Linked DNA regions of Mus musculus: region 2 is linked to region 1. The links are chromatin loops, found by intact Hi-C in ENCODE. Cell type or tissue: heart. All regions are shown on one strand. Links, peaks and the distances in the headings refer to the core of each region. The heading gives the core; the rest is flanking DNA.

Region 1 (5,380 bases), core at 237-5,236:
CAGCCCGGTTGCAGCAGACTCCAGAATTTGGAAAAACTGGTTCAATGGGATGATGACCAAAAGTAGCAGCAACAGTGGAATAAAGTCAGAAGAAAAGCTGTGTGTGATGGAGATGGTGGAAAAATGACCCAAGTCCCTTGGAGAAACCCAGAAGATTGCAGTGAATCCCAGACATTGCATACTGAGATATTTACACCTTTGGACTATGGTTTTGCTTTGATTTCATTCTGACTGTTCCCTGATTCTTCCCTCTTGAAGTAAGAAAGTATTTATTTTTGATTTTACAGGAGCCCATAGTTGAGTTAGAATTTTTAAGGACTTTGAATTTTAAAAGACAATGGCTACTTTAAAGATAATTAATTTTAATGTGTTTACATTTGTAAGGATTGTTGAATTTAAAATTATATATCTATTTGGTTGGTTTTGTTGTTTGTTTGTTTGTTTGTTTGTTTTTCAAGACAGGGTTTCTCTGTGTAGCCCTGGCTGTCCTGGAACTCACTTTGTAGACCAGGCTGTCCTTGAACTCAGAAATCCGCCTGCCTCTGCCTCCCAAGTGCTGGGATTAAAGGCGTGTGCCACCATGCCCGGCTTAAATTTTTTTATGTTTTTAATGTGATGTTTTTTGAGGGTGAATGAGAAAGAAAAGGGTGTGACTTAATAGTAGTGTGCTTGCATGTCAAGCTGACAAGGAGTCGATTGTGACAAGGAGTCAGTTGTGACAAGGAGTCGGTTGTGACAAGGAGTCAGTTGTGACAAGGAGTCGATTGTGACAAGGAGTCAATTGTGACAAGGAGTCGATTGTGACAAGGAGTCAGTTGTGACAAGGAGTCAGTTGTGACAAGGAGTCGATTGTGACAAGGAGTCAGTTGTGACAAGGAGTCGATTGTGACAAGGAGTCGGTTGTGACAAGGAGTCGGTTGTGACAAGGAGCTGGATAGTTTTATGTCAACTTAGCACAAGCTAAAATCATCTGAGATGAGGAAATCTCAGTTAAGAAAATGCCACCATAAGATCTGATAACAGGGAAGTTTCTTATTTAGTGATTGATGGGGGAGGACCCAGTCCACTGTGGGTGGCGCCATCTGGGCTGATGGTCCTGAGCATTATAAGAAAGCAGGATGAGTAAGCCAGTAAGCAGCCCCTTCCATAGCCATCGATTCCATCAGCCTACCCTGTGTGAGTTCCTTTCCTGACTTCTTTGACAATGAGCAATGATATGAAAATGTAAGTCAAATAAGCCCTTTCCTACCCAACATACCTTTTGGCTATAGTGCTTCATTGAGGCAATAGAAATCCTAAGAATCTTACAATAAAATTTTGTTTCCTTTACAAAAACACTTATGAGAGGCTTAGAGACATGGCTCAGCGGTTAAGAGCTCTCTCTGTTCTTGCAGTGGACAGGGGTTCTCAGTATCCACAGGACAGCTCACAACTGTCCTTAGGGATCTGATGCTCTCCTCTGGCCTCTGAGAGCACCAGGCTCCCTTGTGGTACATAGACATGCATACAGGTTAACACTCATATACACAAAAAATAAACAAAGAATTCATAAACTTATGAATGGGAGGACTGGGAAAAAAAACCTATATAAGAATGTTCACCACTGCATTCCTAATAGCTTCAAATTGTAATAACCCAAAAGGATAAACTGTGGAATAATATTCGTGGCACACAAAGTAACAGTGATAACAAGCCTCTCTCCCTCTGTCCCCCTCTTCCGAAGCTTCCCCCTTCTCCCCCTGTCCCTGCTCCCTTTTATTTGACCTTTTGGTTCTTAAGGTTCAAGCAGAAGGAAATGAAGTTAGTAGAGGTAAAAAAATTCGTCCACCTAAATCCTAAAACAGCTCCTAAACAAAAACAAGTTGGCTCCTGAATGAGATTTTCAGCAGGTAAGCATACATCCCACACTGATTAGCAGCGTGTTGTGGTGTAGTGCTCGCAGGAACCTGCCTGAGATGTAAACTTCAAAAGGAAAAGAGCCACAGACGAGATTATGTTCCTAAGCAGTCCCTTTGTCTTTCAAACGAAACCAACTTAATTAGACTTTTGCTTAGTGCAAAAGGAAATTGTCAGTTTGAAACTGTAGGTTTTGATATTAGGTCACTGGCCAGTGTCTAGAACTAAGAGTTCCTGTCAACACAAAGACTGGCAACCTCCTTCCATTTCCTAACAGCCAGGCTAAGAGTCCTCAGTGTAAAGGCAGGGACCCAAAATGCCATGGCGCATGCGTACTGAGCCAAGGGGCCCACTTCTCTCCCAGGCCCCGCCCTCTGAGCGGCGCCCCTCCCCCTGAACGTGGTGGCAGGTCCTACCGCTGTGTCACTATGGAAACGACTACTGCTTTCTTACCCTGGTCATAAGCAGGATGGCGGCTGGGGAGCCACGGGATGGAGGCGGCTACTACTTCAGATTCCTGCCTCATAGAACCTTCTCGTCGCTGAGCGCCCGGGAGATCACCAGCCGCCTCCGCCAGTGGTGAGGGCCGAGGGGCGGAAGTGGCCATGCGGCGGGCTCAGGTCGGTGGGCTGGGGCCGTGGCACCGCGCTCGTGTCCTGGGGTTCTCTCCCTGTTCGTGTTCGTGTCCGTGCTCCGGGACTCGGCTCTGCGCTCCCTCAACTCCGGCCAGGGCCCGCTGACTCTTCCCCCTCTGCTAGGTCCATGCTGGGCAGAATCCAGGCGCAGGCGTTCAGCTTCGACCAGACGTTCCAGCCCTACCAAAAGGATGATTTTGTCATGGTTGGTATTGGGGAAAGGGGGAGGGGGGGGCGCTCTTTTGGATGTTCTTGGGAACACTCCATGACATGTTCTTAGACTTTGGGAGTAATAAAAAGTGCAGGTTGGGTTTTCTTTTGTTTTGTTTCTTAGGGGGCTTTTTGACAGAGCGACTCATTCTGTAGACCAGACTAGCCTGGCATTCACTGGGATCCTCTTGCCCCTGCCACCCAAGTGCCACCATAACCACCTTGCCAATGTCTTTTACCTACCTTCGGAATTCTGCCTTAGATAACTTTACAAGTCTGTAGTTATTTTAGACAGTGTCACTGTGTAATTCACGATGGCCTCAACTCGTATCAGTCAGTCATCCTGCTTCCGAATCCCAGTTCAGAAATACAGGCATGTGTTACCGATGTTGACTGAAAATTCAATGGGACTTTTTTTTTTTTAACAATCACATCTTGTTTTTAAATACTACTACGTGGACTTTATTAGTCTTAACTCCAAATACTTTTGGTTTCTGAAAATCAAATTCACCCTGAGAAGTGGGCATCAAGCTGTAACAGTAGTACCCAAACAGGATTTCCTCCCAAAGGTTTTGAGCAATGGCCTGTTTGAAAAAAACCTTTAGCTAGAAGGGAATTCTTTAAAGAAGGCAAAGTTCATTCAAAGGTGTGAGATTTTTATGTGCATCTTAAAACCGAGCCCCATTTTGAAATGTTGCCTCCTACCCAACAGTAGGTAAAGTGTTCAGTTTTGTGAAGTGACCGTCATTCCTTGCCATTCCTCTGAGCATTGACTTTATAGCTGACATGTAATCTATTCACTCTGTCACTTTCTAAAGGCCCACTGTGTGCTAGGAATATAGCTTCCTCAATAGCCAGAGATAGAGACCTTGGAAGAATGTCTTGGGCCCTCTCCAAAATGCCAGCAAATAACATTAGTCTTCTTACCCACTGCCATGAGTAAGGAGAGCAGGAAAACAATCCATCGATTGTCCCTGCCTCTGGATAGGAGTGGTTCACTTCCATGGACCCTGGACAGGTGAAGCCTGGCCAGCTTCCCTTAGTCCCTTGTCATGACCCTGTCTCTTCTAAAGACACCTATCAAACTGAATCAGAGGTCTGACCTACAAGAGAATAACATTAACATCTACAATGACCATCTTTCTGAGCACACTTTGATGCTGAAGAAAGGACATGAATTCTGAGCTACGTTTTCTAATCTGTTTGCCATAACAGAGGGCAAATTGGTCTCATAGTCCATTTCCTGTTACCTGTGGTAGGGTTTTAATGCCATATTATTACTAATGGCATGTCTTAGGCATGGTTAGATTTTGATAATCTACCAGTACTGACCCTCCACTGATTTTTAAGATCAAAATTTTGAAATGCTACATTATTTTCTTTTTCTTTTTATTTTTGAGACACAGTTTCACTGTGTGGCCCTGGTGGCCTCAAACTCACAGAGATCTGCCTGTCCAAGTGCCGGGACTAAAGGTGTCTGCCACCACAACCAGTTTTTTTCTTTGATACTTTTTGTTGTTTCCATATATAACATTTAATATACCTGTTTATTCAGTAAATGCTTGTTAAATGCTTTCTATATCCCACTTGGAAGTTGTTAAAATGAGCTCTCATCCTAGTTTATGAGGCACACACAGTTTCAACAAATCAGTCTCCACCACATACCGAAGTAGTGTAGATCCTGTAGAAAATGTCCTGGGCACAGAGGGAACTGTCAGCTGATACAACGTGACAGAAGGTATACTTTTTCTTTCCCTTCTTCGTTTTGGTTGCTCAGTAGAGTTCTTCGGTGGACTCAGTATTCATCCATAAAACTCACCAGATTTCTTTCTGTAACTCCAAGCATTCACTTCTTTCTAATTTTAAGTTCTTCCTGGGCTAAAGATGCAGCTGAATTGGTACAGTATGAGTTTAGAATGCATAAGGTCGTGGGGTCCATCTCAGCACTACATACCAGACACAGTGACATATACCTATAATCTCAACTCTGGGAAGGATGGAGGTAAGTGGATCTGTTCAAAATCATTTTTGGCCCAGGCTAGCTCAAAACCAAATAAAGCAAGACTCATATTGAAACTACTGGGGATCCACGCATGGTGACACAGCCCAGGCTAGCTCAAAACCAAATAAAGCAAGACTCATATTTAAACTACTGGGGATCCACGCATGGTGGGTGACACAGCCCAGGCTAGCTCAAAACCAAATAAAGCAAGACTCATATTTAAACTACTGGGGATCCATGCATGGTGACACAGCCCAGGCTAGCTCAAAACCAAATAAAGCAAGACTCATATTTAAACTACTGGGGATCCACGCATGGTGACTCCAGTTCTTTGAGCTATTCTTAGGGTTACTCTAAAATGGGTGCTTGCTGAGGTCCTCATTTTCCACTAACCTTGAACATGGCTCAGAACTGCTTAGGAGGAGGCTTAAGGATGATGAGATGCTAAAAGGCGGGGGAGAAAAGTGAATCCTAGGGTTCTGACAGTCGACTAGAGTAGCTGACTTTACTAAACACATAAAAGACTCGAGAGTAAATGATGCAAATTAAATTTATTGTTAGGCATGTTCAGCTACAAGGTGCGTGCAGGTGGCTGTCTTCTAGCTCATTGACTGTAATGTTACTTTAGGGTCTCAAG
Region 2 (5,380 bases), core at 80-5,079, 100 kb after region 1:
GCTGGCTTTCTTCCTTTCTTCCTTCCTTCCTTCCTTCCTTCCTTCCTTCCTTCCTTCCTTTCTTTCTTTCTTTCTTTCTTTCTTTCTTTCTTTCTTTCTTTCTTTTTTTTGTCATATTTTGTTTTTTGTGGTCCAGCCTGGCCTTGCACTAGAAGTAGTCCTTTTTCCTCTACCCCCCACTAATAATTACAGTCACACACCTGGCTTCCTGCCTACTCACCTCTTTCTTAGTCATGTCTTGGGCATTCGTTGAGAACAGCTTCTCTTCCTATATAAATCAACCTGCATGCATGTGAGCACCATTGTGCACACTCACGTGCACCCTGAACCCTGTGTCAGATGTCACTTGGAGCCAAGGTTGCTACAGGGTTTCCTGTTTCTTAGTCTGTGTGCATGTTTTTTCAGCAAACAACACTATGCTACGGCATGTGACAGTTACACTTAATGAACAGAAAGCATTCTACATGTTGTCAGAGCCTTTGAGAAGGCTTTGGGCAGTTCTCAATACATGAGTGGAAGAGTGGGGGTGCACCCTACTCCATCAGTCAGCTACTGAAGGAGGGTGAGCATGAAATTAGAGCTGACTTTTCAAAAGATCACCTGTAAGCTGTCCTATCATAACGATTGTTGCTTGGGCTGTAGCTTCATTGGTTCAGCGTTTGCCTCTCTCCAGTTTGGTCCTCAGCACAGAAATCCATCCATGGTCCTTTAACTGGGTCAGTGTGGGTAGCTGCTACAACTTAAGCCTGGGACATAATTGGATGGTCTACAGGAGTGATATCACCCGAAGCATTAGATGTTGCAAGTTGCTCTGTCTCCAAGGAACGTGGAATTATTTCATCTTGAACACAGTGCCTAAAATTAGACTACTGAGCTAAAAATACAAGCTTGTTAAACTTCTCTTTTCCCAAAGGTAGTTGGAAAAGTTTGAAAGTCTTTCAAAAATGGGGAAGTAAGCAAGTCAGAAGAAATTTGGCCAGAGTCAGGTCAGGCTTCTGCCCTGTGTCAGAGGTCAAATAGTTCTTCTACTAGAGTATTTGACTTTTTCTAAATCAAGTAAGTATTTTTAGCGCATTTTCTTCTGTAATAATTCAAACATGCAGTAGCTTTTCCCAGTGAGCCTGTGAATCTCAGCTAATCTGGGACATGTTTAGAGCCCTGCCCTGTGAGTAAAGTCAGTGGTCCCAGCCTGATGGCGAGGGAGCTTTCCATGGTGGCTGATACGGAAGATGGCGCTGCCTGCTTTCCAGGATGAAGTTGAGTTTCCTGCCCCTGACTTCAGTGTCATTTTTTACAGTGCATGGCTGGCAAGTGTGAAGTACTAGATTTGATCCTTAATACAGCCTGGAAAGAAGGGAAAGCCATTGATCTGTGGCTCCGTATTAAATATGATGTCATCTTTTAAAAATGAAAGATAAACACTGTGGCAACAGTCAGAAATTGAAGAGGACAGAGATTAGACTAGTTCTAGGGTTTGTATCTGACTGTTAAAACAAGGCTGTTAGAGCCTGGGCTTTAGGGCTTGAAATCCTTCTGCTTCAACCTTCCGGGTGCTAGAATTACAGGTGTGCATCGTCATGGCACCTGGCTTAGGTCTACATAGGGGTGTGTGATTGTATACACTAAATAAAAGGGTAAGTACCATGTGTGTTTGTTCATATAAAATTTGATTTAACTAAATTGTGTTAAGAGAATGGCGGGGGGGGGGGGTATGGGGGACTTTTGAGATAGCATTGGAAATGTAAATGAAGAAAATACCTAAATAAAATACAATAAAAAAATTAAAAAAAAAGAATGGCAGGAAGCCCAGAACCTTCTTTTCTGAGGACAGGAGAGAAGGCAGCAGCAGAAGAAACCAAGGCTGGTTCTATAGCTAGAACAATAACAGACGTGTGTGTGCGATCACCTGCCAGGTGATGCTGGAACATGCCTTTAATACCAGTACTCAAGAGGCAGAGGTAGGTGAGTTTTGGGCTAGCCTGGTCTACAGAGAGTTCCAGGGCAGCCGGGGTTGGGGTGGGCAAGGGCTGACAAACAGAAGAAGGCGTGGACCTGCCTGAGTCAAAGCAAGGAATGAACAAGAAGCAGATGTCTCAATGTGAATTCTCAAAACTATTTAAGGTGCCGCTCAGTCAGTTCTGTTTTCCAGGTTTCAGATTTCAGCCAGTTTACCTTGCCTTGAGTATAATGCCTATCATCTGTGTGCGCGCAGGACGGATGTCTTATGATCTTTCTTGCAAATCATTGCCAGCCCTGTCGCCCAGAGTACTGTCTCTTGCTCTTATTGATCCCATCAAGGTCGGGGTAGCTGGATTTTGATCATGGCTCAGGGACCCTTCTGGTGGCTCCTTGGGTGACTAGGAATGAACAGCTGCCTTCATATCTCTAAGTTGCCTTTCTTGGTGACTCTAGACCGCTGGATCTGCGGCATCTGCCTGTGGGAGAAACTGAATTGTTAAATGAGTCCGGAAGTGGGGGCTCAGCAGTTAGGAGCACTGGTTGCAATTAGAACCTGGATTTCCCAGCATCCATATATATATATATATATATATATATATATATATATATATATATGTATATATATATATATATATATGTATATATATATATATGTATATATATATGTATATATATATATATATATATATGTATATATATACATATATATATATATGTATGGTAGAGCATAGCTGTCTATAACTTTAGTTCTAGAGGGTCCTACACCCTTAAACATACAAGCAAAACACCAGTGTGCATGAGATAAAAAGAAATTAAAAAGGTAGACCAGTAAAAGCAGAAGAGCATCAGAATTCAGAGCAGCAAAAACACAGATACTTTGAGACAATTTCTCTGGAACTCATTCTTGTAGACCAGGCTGACCTGCCTCAGCCGGCCTGCCTCTGCTTCTGCCTCTGCTGAGTGCTGAATTAAAAGTACAAGTGCTCACTACAACCTACAGAGGGCTGCTACTAGTTTTAACCCATTCAGTAACCTTGGAAAAGTACAATCTTCAAAAGAGCCAAGATAAAATATTGTTAAAATATGAAGATTCAGCACACTACAGTTATTTCTATTAACTGTTTGTCAGCTATGGACCATGCTGCTGTTGACTGAACAGAATTCAAAACAAGGCAGGCAAAAAATATGCGTCTTTGATAAGATGCATTCTGAGGTGCTGGGATATGGATATTGGCAGTACTTGCTTGCCTAGCACGTCACAGAACCCTGGCTCAGTGTTGCTACTGTTTTGGGTTTTGTTAATTTTTTATTTAAACAATTTTTTATTAGATATTTTCTTCATTTACAATTCAAATGCTATCCCGAAAGTCCCTTATATCCTCTCCCTGCCCTGCTCCCCAACCCACTCATTCCCACTTTTTCTGGCCCTGGCATTCCCCTGTATTGGGGCATATAATTCGCAAGACCAAGGGACTCTCCTCCTAATGATGGCCGATTAGGCCATCTTCTGCTACATATGCAGCTAGAGACACAGCCCTGGGGGTACTGGCTAGTTCATATCGTTTTTCCTCCTATAGGGTTACAGACCCTTCAGCTTCTTGGGTACTTTCCCTAGCTCCTCCATTGGGGGCCCTGTGTTCCATCTGTCTCTTCACCCTGTCCTTACAGGGCATAGGTTAATATGCCGTGCTAAGCACCACGAGCCTGCTATCTGTTCAGAGTTTTAAAGACATGTCCTGCAAAATTCAATCTCAAAATGCAGCTGGGATTGTTGTAGGAGTTAACATGGAAAGAGCATTGCCTTTCTTGAACCCTAAATAATAGAAAGAAAAAAGATGTCTTAGCAAGAAGCCACACATAGGAAAGCCACCATTATAGAGTCACTTCTTACCTTTCAGGGTAATGTTATCAGTGAGAGAATTCTGTCAAACAGAAATGGGGCATCACTGCAACCACGACAGAAAGTGTTGGCCTTTATGCAGAGCAAGAGGAGGCCGCAGAAACAGCCAGAAGATCTAAGACTGGGCCGGATAGTCTCAGTGTTCTTGTTGAAATGGCTTGACCCTGTAGAGAATATGCAGACAGAAACTGAGCAAGACAGGCGGCGTGTGCACGCACGCACACACACACACACACACACACACACCCCACCTAGAAAGATAAAGGTCTTGGACTTGTAGAGAGAGGACAAAAGAAACCAGGAAAGGCTAGAGCAGGAAGAGCCTGGAATGTGAAGGGTTAAGTGGGAGGTGAGGTCATCCAAGAACTGGTTCCCGAAGCCACACATGGAAAACAAACTCATGAGAAAGTGTAGGGGCGCACAATACTTACACATTATCTAGGCAGTGGTGGCGCACACCTTTAAACCCAGCACTTGGGAGTCAGAGGCAGGCAGATCTCTTAGTTTAAGGCTAGCCTCAGCTACAGGGTGAGTTTCAGGATAATCTGGTCTGGATGAAACGTTTAATATATGAAACATATTGGTCATTGCGTGCTTTCCTCATATATACCTCACCACATCCTCTTGATCTCTCCTTGTTAGTCTCTCCCATCAAATAAGCCACCTTTCCTTTTCATGCCTTTGTTGGTGTATATACTTTAATTGAGATTTTCAGTAGGAGAAGCCATATGATACTTGTCTGAGTTTGGCTTGCTTTGCACACTATGTTCACCCCCATTTCCATGAGTTCTCGTTCATATTTCATATCACATTTCTTTATCTACACATCTGTTGCTGGGCCTCTAGACCACTTTGCCTCAGAACCTTGGCTGTTGTAAGTAAAGCAACATTAAACATAGATGTGCAAGTGTCTCAAGGAATTAGGTTCCCTGTGGTGTTTACCCAGGAGTGGTTCTCTGGTCTGATGGTCCTCATTGCGTTTCCAGTGCGCCTTTGCTCTGTACTAACTTACTTGTCCGCTAGCAGCACACCAGGCTTCCTTTCTCTCCTCTCTGTCTTTACAGCATTTGTTGTTGGTTTTCTTGATAGTAATGTGGACTAGTTTGATCCTGCCTTTCCCTACTGGTTGAGGAGTATTACGGAAATATGAGTTACAGAAATACTGGTGAAAAATCAGCTACAACGAATATTGTTATTGTCCATTCATAATTGAAGAAAATCTTAAATTGGAGTTTGAATTTACCAAAAATTTAAGGTGATCTTTCCCTCCAACATCCCCACACAAGTTCATAAACCTGAGTCCTCAGTACACGTCCAGGTAAGAAGCCCCAGTGTGAAGGGTGTTAGGCCAGAGGATGTAAATAAGCCTGAATAAAAGAGAGGAGACACCATAGCAGTGCTGTGTAGAGTAAGAAGTGTTGCTGGGGGGCTGGTGAGATGGCTCAGTGGGTAAGAGCACCCGACTGCTCTTCCGAAGGTCCGGAGTTCAAATCCCAGCAACCACATGGTGGCTCACAACCA

Evidence for each region. Hi-C counts contacts between places; a loop is a spot of excess contacts. Peaks named below come from ENCODE experiments on the same cell type or tissue, not always from the same donor. Only the 100,000 strongest peaks of a DNase experiment are listed, where the experiment ranks them.
Region 2: it touches region 1 in a loop (1.9-fold over the local background); 1 of 42 quality-filtered maps calls a loop at or near these places.

Annotation. Positions count from the first base shown.
Region 1 is chr9:8,039,765-8,045,144 of GRCm38, reverse strand. It overlaps Cfap300 (cilia and flagella associated protein 300), which reads left to right and starts at 2,270. Exons shown (of 7, transcript NM_199017.3): 1 at 2,270-2,475; 2 at 2,655-2,736. The coding sequence starts at 2,366. In heart, for the core only: no CTCF peak of the experiment used is centred there; a DNase peak (open chromatin) is centred at 2,274; H3K4me3 peaks cover 1,560 bases; H3K27ac peaks cover 1,253 bases.
Region 2 is chr9:7,939,642-7,945,021 of GRCm38, reverse strand. The region is part of intron 6 of Yap1 (yes-associated protein 1); the gene reads left to right. Among named protein-coding and RNA genes, the nearest start is that of Yap1, 62 kb to the left of the region's middle. In heart, for the core only: no CTCF peak of the experiment used is centred there; no DNase peak of the experiment used is centred there.